Linked DNA regions of Homo sapiens: all the other regions are linked to region 1. Evidence: chromatin contacts called from ENCODE Hi-C data. All regions are on one chromosome and are shown on one strand. Each heading gives the region's core, a stretch centred on a gene start or an enhancer-like site at or near the end of the contact. The rest is flanking DNA. Distances are from core to core; before and after follow the strand shown.

What was found. Hi-C counts contacts between places; a loop is a spot of excess contacts on that map. Pooled maps may share reads with other maps.
Region 2: a loop to region 1 is called in a map of CD4-positive, alpha-beta T cell, with 7 times the contacts of the local background. The contact joins the promoter of PAOX here to the promoter of STK32C in region 1. A Hi-C loop is called at or near these places in 3 of 168 maps with a recorded cell type or tissue (CD14-positive monocyte, CD4-positive, alpha-beta T cell and ascending aorta), 4 of 37 single-sample maps with no recorded cell type and 16 of 50 pooled maps.
Region 3: a loop to region 1 is called in a map of CD8-positive, alpha-beta T cell, with 14 times the contacts of the local background. The contact joins the promoter of ZNF511-PRAP1 here to the promoter of STK32C in region 1. A Hi-C loop is called at or near these places in 4 of 168 maps with a recorded cell type or tissue (CD8-positive, alpha-beta T cell, ascending aorta and naive thymus-derived CD4-positive, alpha-beta T cell) and 13 of 50 pooled maps.

Annotation. Positions count from the first base shown.
Region 1 is chr10:132,306,365-132,309,688 of GRCh38, reverse strand. It overlaps STK32C (serine/threonine kinase 32C), which reads left to right and starts at 1,739. Exons shown (of 12, transcript NM_173575.4): 1 at 1,739-2,117. The coding sequence starts at 1,856. RefSeq lists enhancers at 1-468, 469-1,013 and a silencer at 1,266-1,915.
Region 2 is chr10:133,377,732-133,381,055 of GRCh38, reverse strand. PAOX (polyamine oxidase) reads right to left here and starts at 1,794. Exons shown (of 7, transcript NM_152911.4): 1 at 1,559-1,794; 2 at 571-1,057. The coding sequence starts at 1,739. It overlaps LOC124902563 (a long non-coding RNA gene), which reads left to right and starts at 2,165. Exons shown (of 2, transcript XR_007062395.1): 1 at 2,165-3,324. RefSeq lists silencers at 1,459-1,868, 1,969-2,228 and an enhancer at 2,202-2,701.
Region 3 is chr10:133,307,222-133,310,545 of GRCh38, reverse strand. It overlaps ZNF511-PRAP1 (ZNF511-PRAP1 readthrough), which reads right to left and starts at 1,632. Exons shown (of 9, transcript NM_001396060.1): 1 at 1,450-1,632; 2 at 1,083-1,156; 3 at 569-770; 4 at 258-382. The coding sequence starts at 1,602. It overlaps TUBGCP2 (tubulin gamma complex component 2), which reads left to right and starts at 1,674. Exons shown (of 18, transcript NM_006659.4): 1 at 1,674-1,723. ZNF511 (zinc finger protein 511) reads right to left here and starts at 1,632. Exons shown (of 6, transcript NM_145806.4): 1 at 1,450-1,632; 2 at 1,083-1,156; 3 at 569-770; 4 at 258-382. The coding sequence starts at 1,602. RefSeq lists enhancers at 1,147-1,441, 849-1,544, 2,268-2,497 and a silencer at 1,188-2,037.

The DNA of each region.
Region 1 (3,324 bases), core at 490-2,989:
CTCCTGCTGGGATGGGCACCGAGGGCTTCCTCTGAGGCAGGTGCTGAACCCACTGCCTTCTGCGTGCCTGCTGGAGAATGGCAACTTTGAGGGAGAGCAGGGAACAGAGCTTCGCAGCTGCAAGGGCTGAAAACTCGGCTCTGTGCACTGGAAGTTAGAGACCGATGCGTTTGTGCTAGCCAGGCAGGGAGAGCTGCGGTGGCTGGTTGGTCAGGTAACCTAGGTTATGCTGCCATAAAAATACCCTCTAAATCTCAGTAGTGAAATGCATGCCATGTGTCCTAAGCGGGTGCATGTCCAGGTGGGTGCATGTCCTAGGCGGGTGCATGTCCAGGCGGGTGCATGTCCAGGCGGGTGCATGTCCTAGGTAGATGGGCATGGTTCCATTCCTTATAGTCCCCAAGGGATGGGGGCTCCTGTTGGCCCAGAAGCCACACAGACTTCCCGTGCTCACATTTCATGCATCAGGCGGTTAGGGCGGGCGGCCACACTGAATGTCAAAGGCCGTGGGGAGGCAGGGCTCACAGTGGCTGAATGACAGGGTAGACAGTTGTGTGCGGTGGGAGGGACGGGAGCGGGAGACACTGGCCTTGGAGCCATGTTGGGGATCCGCTCATCGTCCGGGCGGGCAGCAGGAAATCCCATCTAGGATTTCACCGAGGAGGAAGAGACCCCGTCTTTGTGTCCTGGTTACAGGGCAGAACTTAAGGAGGTAAAGGCTTCCTAAAGTCAAACAGCCCGGTAGCAAAAACTGATTCTTCAGTGACAAGCGCCAGGGGCAGGCGGCGAGGCTCCATGCAGAGCCGCGCCTTCTCCAGGGCACTCCAAGGCGCCCAGCACTTTCCGCGCAAGGTCGCGCCTGGCCCTGCGCAGGGGCAGAGGTGCCCGGAGGTCAAGCCGCGCCCCAGGCCTCCGAAATACGCCGAGTGCCGAGGCCCCTGTCGCATCTGGACAAGGGGACCCTGGGCGACTCGGGCACGCGGTCTCAGGCCGGACGGGGGTCGCGAGGATGGCACGGGGGTGCCCGAGAGCGCGGGCGCACGTGCTCAGGGCTTAGCGCCCACCCCAGGCGCCCGCGTGTGCGCGCGCGCAGCCAGGCCCGCCCTGCCCCACCCCACCCTCTGGCGCAGCGCTTGGACTCAGCCTGCCGCCTCCTGACCGTGAGCCGGGCTCTGCCCGGCAGATTCCCGCCGCCCGCATCCCGGGCCTGCAGCCCGGCCTCACCCTGCGCAAAGCAGAAGGCTGGAGTTTAGGGCTCCCCGCACTGGGCGGCGGAAGCCCGCGCGCCGGCTGTTTTCACGAAGAAGGCAGGGGAGGGAGGCCCCCGGAGACCGCGAGAAGGTCCCGCCGCCGTGCCGGGCACAGCAGTCCCCGTGCCAGGGACGCCGACCTCCGGGGCCCCAGGATACCCGTGGGGACGCTCCCTGCCTCCCTCGCTCTCGTACCCGCCGTCTAGTCTGAGCCGTGGTCCCCGTGTCCCGGCGAACCACAGCCCCCATCCCTAGACTGGTGGCGGCCACCCACTCCCTAGCGACACTCCAGGCACTAGCCCCGCCCCTGCCCCGCCCCCGGCTCGGCCCCGCCCCTACCCTTCCCGAAGCTCCGCACCTGCCACGCCCCGGCGCTCAGCTCCGCCTCGACCCCTTCCAGGAGCTCCGCCCCGCCCCCGCCCCTTCCAGAAGCCCCGCCCCTGCCCCGCCCCCAGCGCTCGCAATCTACGGGGCGGGTTCCACCGCCCAGAAGAGCGCACGGCGGGCGCTGCCGGCCCCGAGCGCTCCCGCTACCACTGCCGCTCCCGGCCCTGCCGGCCGGCCATGCCCCGAGTTCCGGCTGCCGCGCGCACCCAGACCCGGCGATGAGGAGTGGCGCCGAGCGCAGGGGCAGCAGCGCCGCGGCGTCCCCGGGCTCGCCGCCCCCCGGCCGCGCGCGCCCCGCCGGCTCCGACGCGCCCTCGGCCCTGCCGCCGCCCGCTGCTGGCCAGCCCCGGGCCCGGGACTCGGGCGATGTCCGCTCGCAGCCGCGCCCCCTGTTTCAGTGGAGCAAGTGGAAGAAGAGGATGGGCTCGTCCATGTCGGCGGCCACCGCGCGGAGGCCGGTGTTTGACGACAAGGAGGACGGTGAGTGCGGGCACGGGGACGACGTGGGGGCCGCGCGCTATTGCAGGGGCGGGCGCGGCTGGGCGGCTTTTTCCCGCAGGGGTTCCCCCGGTGTCCGGGACGGCTTCCCGGGGCGCCCCGGCTTCCGGAGAAGCTCGCGCCGGGTGGCTGCGGCCCCACGCGAGTTCTGGGCGCCCGCCCGCGTCCTCCGTTTCTAGTGGCGGCGCCGCAGGAGGAGCAGGCTGGGCCCGGGCCCTCGGGGCGAGGGTCCCCCGCGGCTGTGGCGTCTCCGGGCTTGCGCGCGCCTCCGCCCACCGCCCGTGGCAGCCCTGCTTTCCGCTTTCCGTGATCCGCTCGGGCCCACGTGCGGGCTCGTTTGTACTTTGCAGTTAGAGAGGCGCTCACCTGTGCCGCCCGAGTGCGAGTGAGGCTCCTGCCCCACAGGTGGCGGGGCCCGGCCGCTCAGAGGCTCAGTCTCCTTGGTGACCGCGCGGTGTCCATCCTCTGCTCACCCATGTGCGCTGGAGGCAGGGCCAGGCCGTTGTGCAAAGACCTGCCCTGCCAGGAACGAGTGCGCTGCTGAGTCCTGTAGATAAAGCCGCCAACCCCGGGGACTGGTGTCTCCTGAGTGACCGTGCAGCCGTGGGCGCCATAGAAAGCAGAGAAGGCAGGTGAGGTGACATGGGACAGGCCTGCAGGGACACCTCCCGGGGTGCCAGGGGGCCCCGGGGACCCCCGAATTATCACCTGCAGGGAGATGTGGTGCCGCGTCTGCCTGTGGGCACTGTAATACAGTCACATGCAGACATACAGCTCTTTTCTACAGGTAACATGCAAATCATTTAAAATCGTACATTGATGACACATTTCATGTTTTTTGACATTTTCTTAAAATACTTGAAATGTGCATTTTTCATTTATAGATAGCGTGCAGAGGTATGATGGATCCTTCAAAATTTTAGAGCCCAGCGCTCAGGAGCCAGGCTATTTACTTGCGATAAATAATTTAAGCATTATGGGAAATTACAGTAATACGACCTCAGGCCGGCGTTGGTGAGTGTGGGGCCGTGCACCGCCGTTCCTCCGGGAGACGGCACCGGGGATTCATGGTGTGCTGCCTAGAAGGAGGGCTGAAGGCCCAGCCACACCAGGCCCCACACGCTCCAGGGTGGCCCGTCACTGTGTCCTGAACTTCGGGACAGCAGAACTCACGATGGTGAATGTTTGA
Region 2 (3,324 bases), core at 545-3,044, 1.1 Mb before region 1:
TGGCCCCCTCTGCAGTTGAAGCCCCTCATAAATACAGGAGCAAGAGAAGTCTTTACTCTTCTTCTTTTTTTCTCTTTTGAGATGGAGTCTCACTCTGTCGCCCAGGTTGGAGTGCAATGGCGCAGTCTTGGCTCACTGCAACCTCCGCCTCCCAGGTTCAAGCAATTCTCCTGCCTCAGCCTCCCGAGTAGCTGGGATTACAGGCATGCACCATCACGCCCGGCTAATTTTTGTATTTTTAGTAGAGATGGGATTTCACCATGTTGGCCAGGCTGTTCTTGAACTCCTGACCTCATGATCCACCTGCCTCAGCCTCCCAAAGTGCTGGGATTACAGGCGTGAGCCACCGCACTCAGCCTTACCTTTCCTTCTTTTAAACACTCTCTCTCAGAAATAACTTTTTTGGCTTAAATGAGCAAAACTAGGGAAAGGAGCAACCAGTCTGTCGGAATGGGGAGGACAAATGGTCTCCTGTCCCTCCCATACCCAAGCAAGAGCGGAGCTCAGCCAGCCCCGGTGCCCTGGGGAGCCTGGTGGGAGGACTGGCGGGGCAGGGGCTCAGGCACGCACTTAGAAAAGGTGCAGTCCAGCCCCGGCAGCACGGTATACTCCCCAAAGGGTGCCAGGGCCACCAGGTCCATGCTGTGGGTGCCGCTCACACAGCATTCCAGGTTGAAGAAGGAGTTCAGGACGGCCAGCTTCAGCTTCCTGGTCTCCTCATCCTCTGTCCAGCCGGCCACGTGCTGGCCAATCTCCTTCTTGAGGTACTCCCCGACGCTGGGCACCGGGGTCTCTGCAGCGTGCAGGAACTCCCGGGTCTGGTCTATCAGGCCGTAGAACAGAGTCGCCATCTCCGCCACCAGCTGGAGGCTCACGCTGGCCCCGGAGCTGGCGTAGCTCACGGAGGGCAGGCCCACGTGACCCCCGGTCTCCACCAGCTGGTTCTCCTGGGACAGCTCCTTCTCCCCCAGCAGCCCGTACTCAGCAGCCAGCTGGAAGACGGGGTTACCCCGGGAGGGCCCATGGATCCAGTGCGCGCCCACCTCCACCACGCCACCTGCGAGGGGACAGCAGATGCCACCTGGAGGTCCCTTTCCTAGAAGGGTCACCCCGAGCCCTTCTCCTGGGCCACGCCCACGCTGGCCTTCCCAAGGAGGATGTACCACACTGTCCCCAAGGGCCCTGTGGTCCCCCAGGGCAGGGCCCTGTCAGACCCAGTTTAAGGGGAGCACCTGGGCAGGAGGGCACTTGTCGGGCGGTGTGGACCAGAGGGAGGGGCGCAGGGTGGGCGTACCCCGGGGCTGGGGGGGCCCCCGTGGGGCAGAATCAGGGCGGCCTTGTGGAGCCGTAGGTCGCCTTCCCTGGCCGGCGCCCTCCTGACTAACTCTGAGCCCTGAGTTTCGGGGCGGTGAACTCTGGCGGATTAAGCGAGCGGGGATTCCCTCGGGGAGCCCGGTGAGGCGGCCGGGCAGGTCGGCTGCGCGCAGGGCAGGTTGGGGCCGGCGAGTTCGGGCGCAGCCGGTTGGGTTCCGGGAGGGGCTCCGGGAGGGGCGGTTACCGAAGCAGCGCTCCGAGCGGATGCGGCCCCCGGCGCGGGCCGTGGCCTCCAGGACCCGCAGGTGCGGGAAGGCGGAGTGGCCGCAGAGCCTCTGCGCCGCGCCCAGCCCCGCGATGCCGCCGCCCACCACCAGCACCCGGGGTCCGCCCGGGGCCTCCCCGACGCTGCCGGTCGACTCCATCGCGCGGTCCGGGCAGTCCGAGGGCTTCTGAGTAGCCGGGAGGTCTGGAGCTCTCGGAGGAGGCCGGAGGCGGAGCGAGGGGGCGGGGAGGCGCTGGGAGGGGCGGGGAGGGGCGGGGAGGCGCGGGGAGGCGCGGGGAGGGGCGGGGAGGGGCGGGGAGGGGCGGGGAGGCGCGGGGAGGGGCGGGGAGGCGCGGGGAGGGGCGGGGAGGCGCGGGGAGGCGCGGGGAGGCGCGGGGAGGCGCGGGGAGGGGCGGGGAGGGGCGGGGAGGGGCGGGGAAGGGGCCGGGCCGAGCCCCACAGTGCGCCTCGGCCTCCGCGAGCCTCCGGACTGGGCTCGGGTCTCAGAGGGAAGCGCCCCGCGTGGGAGGGCCCGCGAGGACAGGCGTCAGGGAGCGTCCCGCGCTGCCGGGCGGTGCGCGCGAGCGTCCCCATGGAGGGAGAAGCCGGCCGGCCGGGCGGGCCAGTGTCTCCTCCAAGGGAGACGAGGGCGCAGCGAGCGCTTCCCCCAGGGACCCGCGTCGAGTGCGAGGGCGCAGTGGGTCTGGGGGTGCCACGGTGTCAGGGGTGGGACCTGGGAGAGCTTAACGCGTCCGGAGGGGGGCTGTGAAAGCCTCCAGCATCGCCAGCGAGCCGTCAGTTCGCGTGTGCGCGCGCCTGCGTGTGCGCGTGTAGTCACAGGGCTGCAGGGACACAGGACCAAAGTACAAAGTACACTCGCAAAGTACAAAGTTCAGAAGCCGAGGGCAAGTGCAGAAACGTCCCTCGCCCGGGAAGTTGAGCGCACACCCAGGCACGCCTGTGTTTCTGGAGAATCCCCGGTGCAGGCGGCCGAGTTTTCTGCTGCATCGCAGCCCGCGGGGGTTGGAAAGGCTCCCGCCCTGTTTTCAGGCGCGTCCCCGCCTCCTGAGCCCCGGTCCTCTGCCGAGGGGCCGCGCGCTCCAGTTTGCCAGCGTGAGCTTCACTCTTCGCTCTCGGCGTGGGCCTCCTGAGCCGTGTCTTACTTTCCTTTGATTCCCTCTCGTCCCAGCTGGAGAAAAGGCTCCCGGAAGGGTGACCTGGTGTCGCTGGATTCCACTCCCCATCACTCCCTAGCCAACCCCGCGAGCTGAGCTCCAGGCAGGGAGAGGGGCGGGTGCCTGGGAGTCGGGCTGACTCCCTGGGCGGTGGCGGGCAGGGGTCGAGCGTCCTCTGTCCGTCAGGGGCCCGCAGCACCAGGAGGCGACGCTGGATGCAGTGGCCATCTCCTCCTGCCTCCAGGCCATGGGGAACCCAGGGCGGATCCCGGGTCAGCAGGGCCAGCTGTCCACCAAGCTGACCCACCCGACATGCCAGGACTAAGGAAAGAAGGGCTGCCCCACACCCTTAGTCGGATGGCAAGTGTTTGGGGTGCAGCCCCCGCCACGAGTGTCACCTGTTCTGCCTGAGCAGGCTTCTCTCTTACTCCCTGCTCTTGGGCCTGAAGCAGAGCCGCTGGCTCAGTGGGGCGCTCCATTCTGAGGTCCCTGGCATGCACCACGGAAGCCCAGCGGGACCACCCACCCACCTGCCCCAGCTCCCCAGCGGAGGTCCTGAGATGGCAGATT
Region 3 (3,324 bases), core at 383-2,882, 1.0 Mb before region 1:
TTCCCACACCCCCTCTGCTGCCTCCACCGGCACAGAGCTGGGCAGCCAGGGGCTCCCCTCCAGCCTCCCTTCGGCAGGGTGGCCGCTGGCACAACCACCTGTAGCTGTGTTGCCAGGGCTTCAGGTACCTGCAGGTGAACACCCCATTAGGTGACACACAAGTGCTTAATAAGTCTGACCGTCTATGCATTCCGGCTAGTTGGAAACCTTTTCCTAAAATCAAAAGCAGACACGTGCTGAGCCTGGCGGCTCCCTACCTTCTGCTTTTCTTTGGCTTATCAAACCGGAAGTCCGCGGGGTACAGGTGCATCCTCACCATGTGATCCTTCCGGTCTCTGCTGGTCTTGAACTTCTCTGTGCAGCCTTCTACCAAGCACTGATACTGAAATGGAGACCGTGTCACCTCCCTCTGACCCCTGGCCCTCCCCCACCGCCATGCCCCCGTAGCAGAGCTGCCAAGGGCGGAAAGGTGTCCCCGGCCTTGCCCGAGCACCCGAGAGCTGGGGGCAGCACTCTGAGCCCATCACCAATGGGGGGTGGCCTCGGCGGCTGTGCAGTTGTCACCCACCATGTCCTGCCTCTCAGACAGGATCTGGAAGAGCGAATCGTGCCACTCCAGGATGTGGGCGTCCAGCAGGTGTCCGGAAGGGAAGGCCCGCTTGCAAAAGGAGCAAACATTTCCGTGCAGCGTGTGGTAGTGGTGCTCGTAGTCGTCCAGGGCATCGAACACCTGGCAGCAGCCGGCCACCTGGCAGGCAAACGCGGGCACCCTGCCAAGGAGACGTGCTTCAGGAGCCCTTCCTCCGGTGCGAGGAACCAAGCTGGACTTTCTGCACAGTTTCCCTTTGAGACGTCCAATAAAGCCCCTATGCATCTTTTGCAATCCCAAACCCTCTTTTTATGAATTAAGTTTCACAAACAGGCTAGGTGGTGGAAGAGTCGGCCACGCCAAAGCTGGACAGGCACAGCGCCTCGGTGGGGCGGCCGCACATGGAAGAGCGGCAGCACAGCCCCAGGGACCAGGCACCGGTCAGGGAGGCGGCGCAGGAGTAGCACTGGCTAGGCACTGCCCATTCGCTTACCTGGGCTTCTCAGGCACGTCGGCCACCTGCATGATCACGTCCTGGAGGTAGAGGTGGCGCTGCACGTCCCCATCCTGCAGGAAAAGTGCGCCGTGGGCGGGGCCAGGTGACTCGCGGCACGCCCACCGCGTCAGGCCTCGCCCACACCCGTGGCCCCAGTCATCCCGCGCTCCGGTCCCGCCCCACAGCCTCAGGCCCCGCCCACTCCACGTTCCGGCCCCGCCCCACCACCTCAGGTCCCGCCTGTCCCAGGCTCCGGCCCCGCCCCGCAGTCGTAGGCCCCTCCCACTCCAGGCTCCGGCCCCGCCTCGCCGCCGTAGGCCCCACTGGATCCTACAACTACTTTTTCCCTCTTTTGCTCACGCACCTCGAAGAACTGGTGCTCCCGCGGGAAGCGCACGGGGCGCGCAACGAAGCGAAAGGGCGCGGCCCCAGCCGCGGGATCCCGCTCTACAGGCAGCGGCTCCGCCGCCCCGGGCCCCGCAGCGAGGCGGGCGCACAGCGCGGGGGGCAACTGCATCACCCCGGGCGCGGGCGGGCGCAGCCTGTCGGCCACCGTCCGCGAGCCGAGCCGGACGTGACGTCACGCTCACTTCCGCCGCCGTCGGGGGCTGCGCGGGGGCTGTGGCTCCGGGACTGCGGTGAGTCCTGGCCGAACGCGGGCGCGGGCGTGATGAGGGGGTTGGGGGACTGCCAGGCCCGGGGGGGCCCACGAGGCGACGGGGCTGGCGGGACGCGGCTCTTCCCGCGCGCTCCCTCTGGCTGTGCAGCGGTCCCCGAACTCTGGGGCCGAAGCCCTTCGGGCCTGCACCGGCCAGGCCAGCGTCTTGCCCCGCGGCCCGACACTCAGCCGGGGCGGGGCGGAGCGGGCCTCCGGGTCGTCCCGGGTGTCCCCTCCCAGCCCTGGGAAGCCGGGTCGCAGGTCCCCCTCTCGCACGCCCTCTCCCGTCCGCCTTGCCCCGCCTGTCGTCTCCCGCTGCAGTCCCTGGATCTTGTTCCCTCTAAACCAGTCGCGAACTGGAGCCAAAGTGACTCCAGTTTTATTGTAACCGTTTTTAATTTAAAGCCCTTGGGTGACTTCCCGTTACTTTAGTTCAAAGGCCCTTTCCTGGTTTGTCGGGGTCCTGTCGACCTCTCCAGTCCCCGCAGCTCCCGTGAAACACAGGACCTGTGCTAGGTGCTCAGGGCGTGTGGGGGAAGGCATCACAGGAGGGCGCGGCAGCCTTGTAGGAGAGACAGACGTCAGAGTAAAGAGTCACCTAATTAAAATGGTGAATGACAACACACGCGGGAAGCAGTGGACGCTTCAGATCTACTGCAGAGAATGGGCCCAGTGGCGGATAGAGGCTTTAGCTTTCTCGTCTGTCACCCAGGCTGGAGTGCAATGGTGCGATCATAGCTGATAGATCGCTGCGGCCTCAAATTCTTGGGCTCAAGTGGTCCTGCTGCCTCAGCGTTCCAAAGAGCTGTAACTGCAGGCGTGAGCCACCATGCCTGCCCCTGTACTTTTTCCATGTTTAGATACACAAATATCTCTGTGTTACAGTTGTCTAGTGTTCAGCACCGCCACCTGCTGGGCAGGTTTGTAGCCCACGAGCAAGAGGCTCCTCTAGGTGGTTTAGGTGCATTGTAGGCCGTACACCATCCAGGTCTGCGAGTGACTCTGATGATCGCACAGAAGGAAATCATGTAACCATACGTTTCTCTTTTTTTCTTTTGGAGATAGTGTCTCTCTCTGTCGCTCAGGCTGGAGTGCAGTGGCGCGATCTGGGCTCACTGCAACCTCTGCCTGCTGGGTTCAAGCGATTCTCGTGCCTCAGCTTCCCAAGTAGCTGGGATTACAAGTGTGCGCCACCAGGCTTGGCCAATTTTTGTATTTTTGGTAGAGACTGGTTTTCACCATGTTGGCCAGGCATTTCTCAGAATGTTGAGTGATGCATGACTGTACTTTCTGTCTCTGTAAAAGCCTTTGGGCTCTTGACATTTTCCACAAGTTGTAAAATAACATTTTTCAAACCAATTTGTACAGTTAGCTTTGAGCTCTCAACAGAGACTCTTTTTCACGTCCCTCTGTGTTTTAATCACTTGGAGTGTGTGCTCACTAGGAGTGTGTGCCCCGCTTGTCCGTGGTGGAGTGTGACATGCGTGCATTGCTTCCCTCAGCACGCGTCCCTGCGGTAGCTCACAGCCTCTGTGAGGAGGACGTCAGTCCCTCCCAGTCACAGTTGCTGGGCCTGTCAGT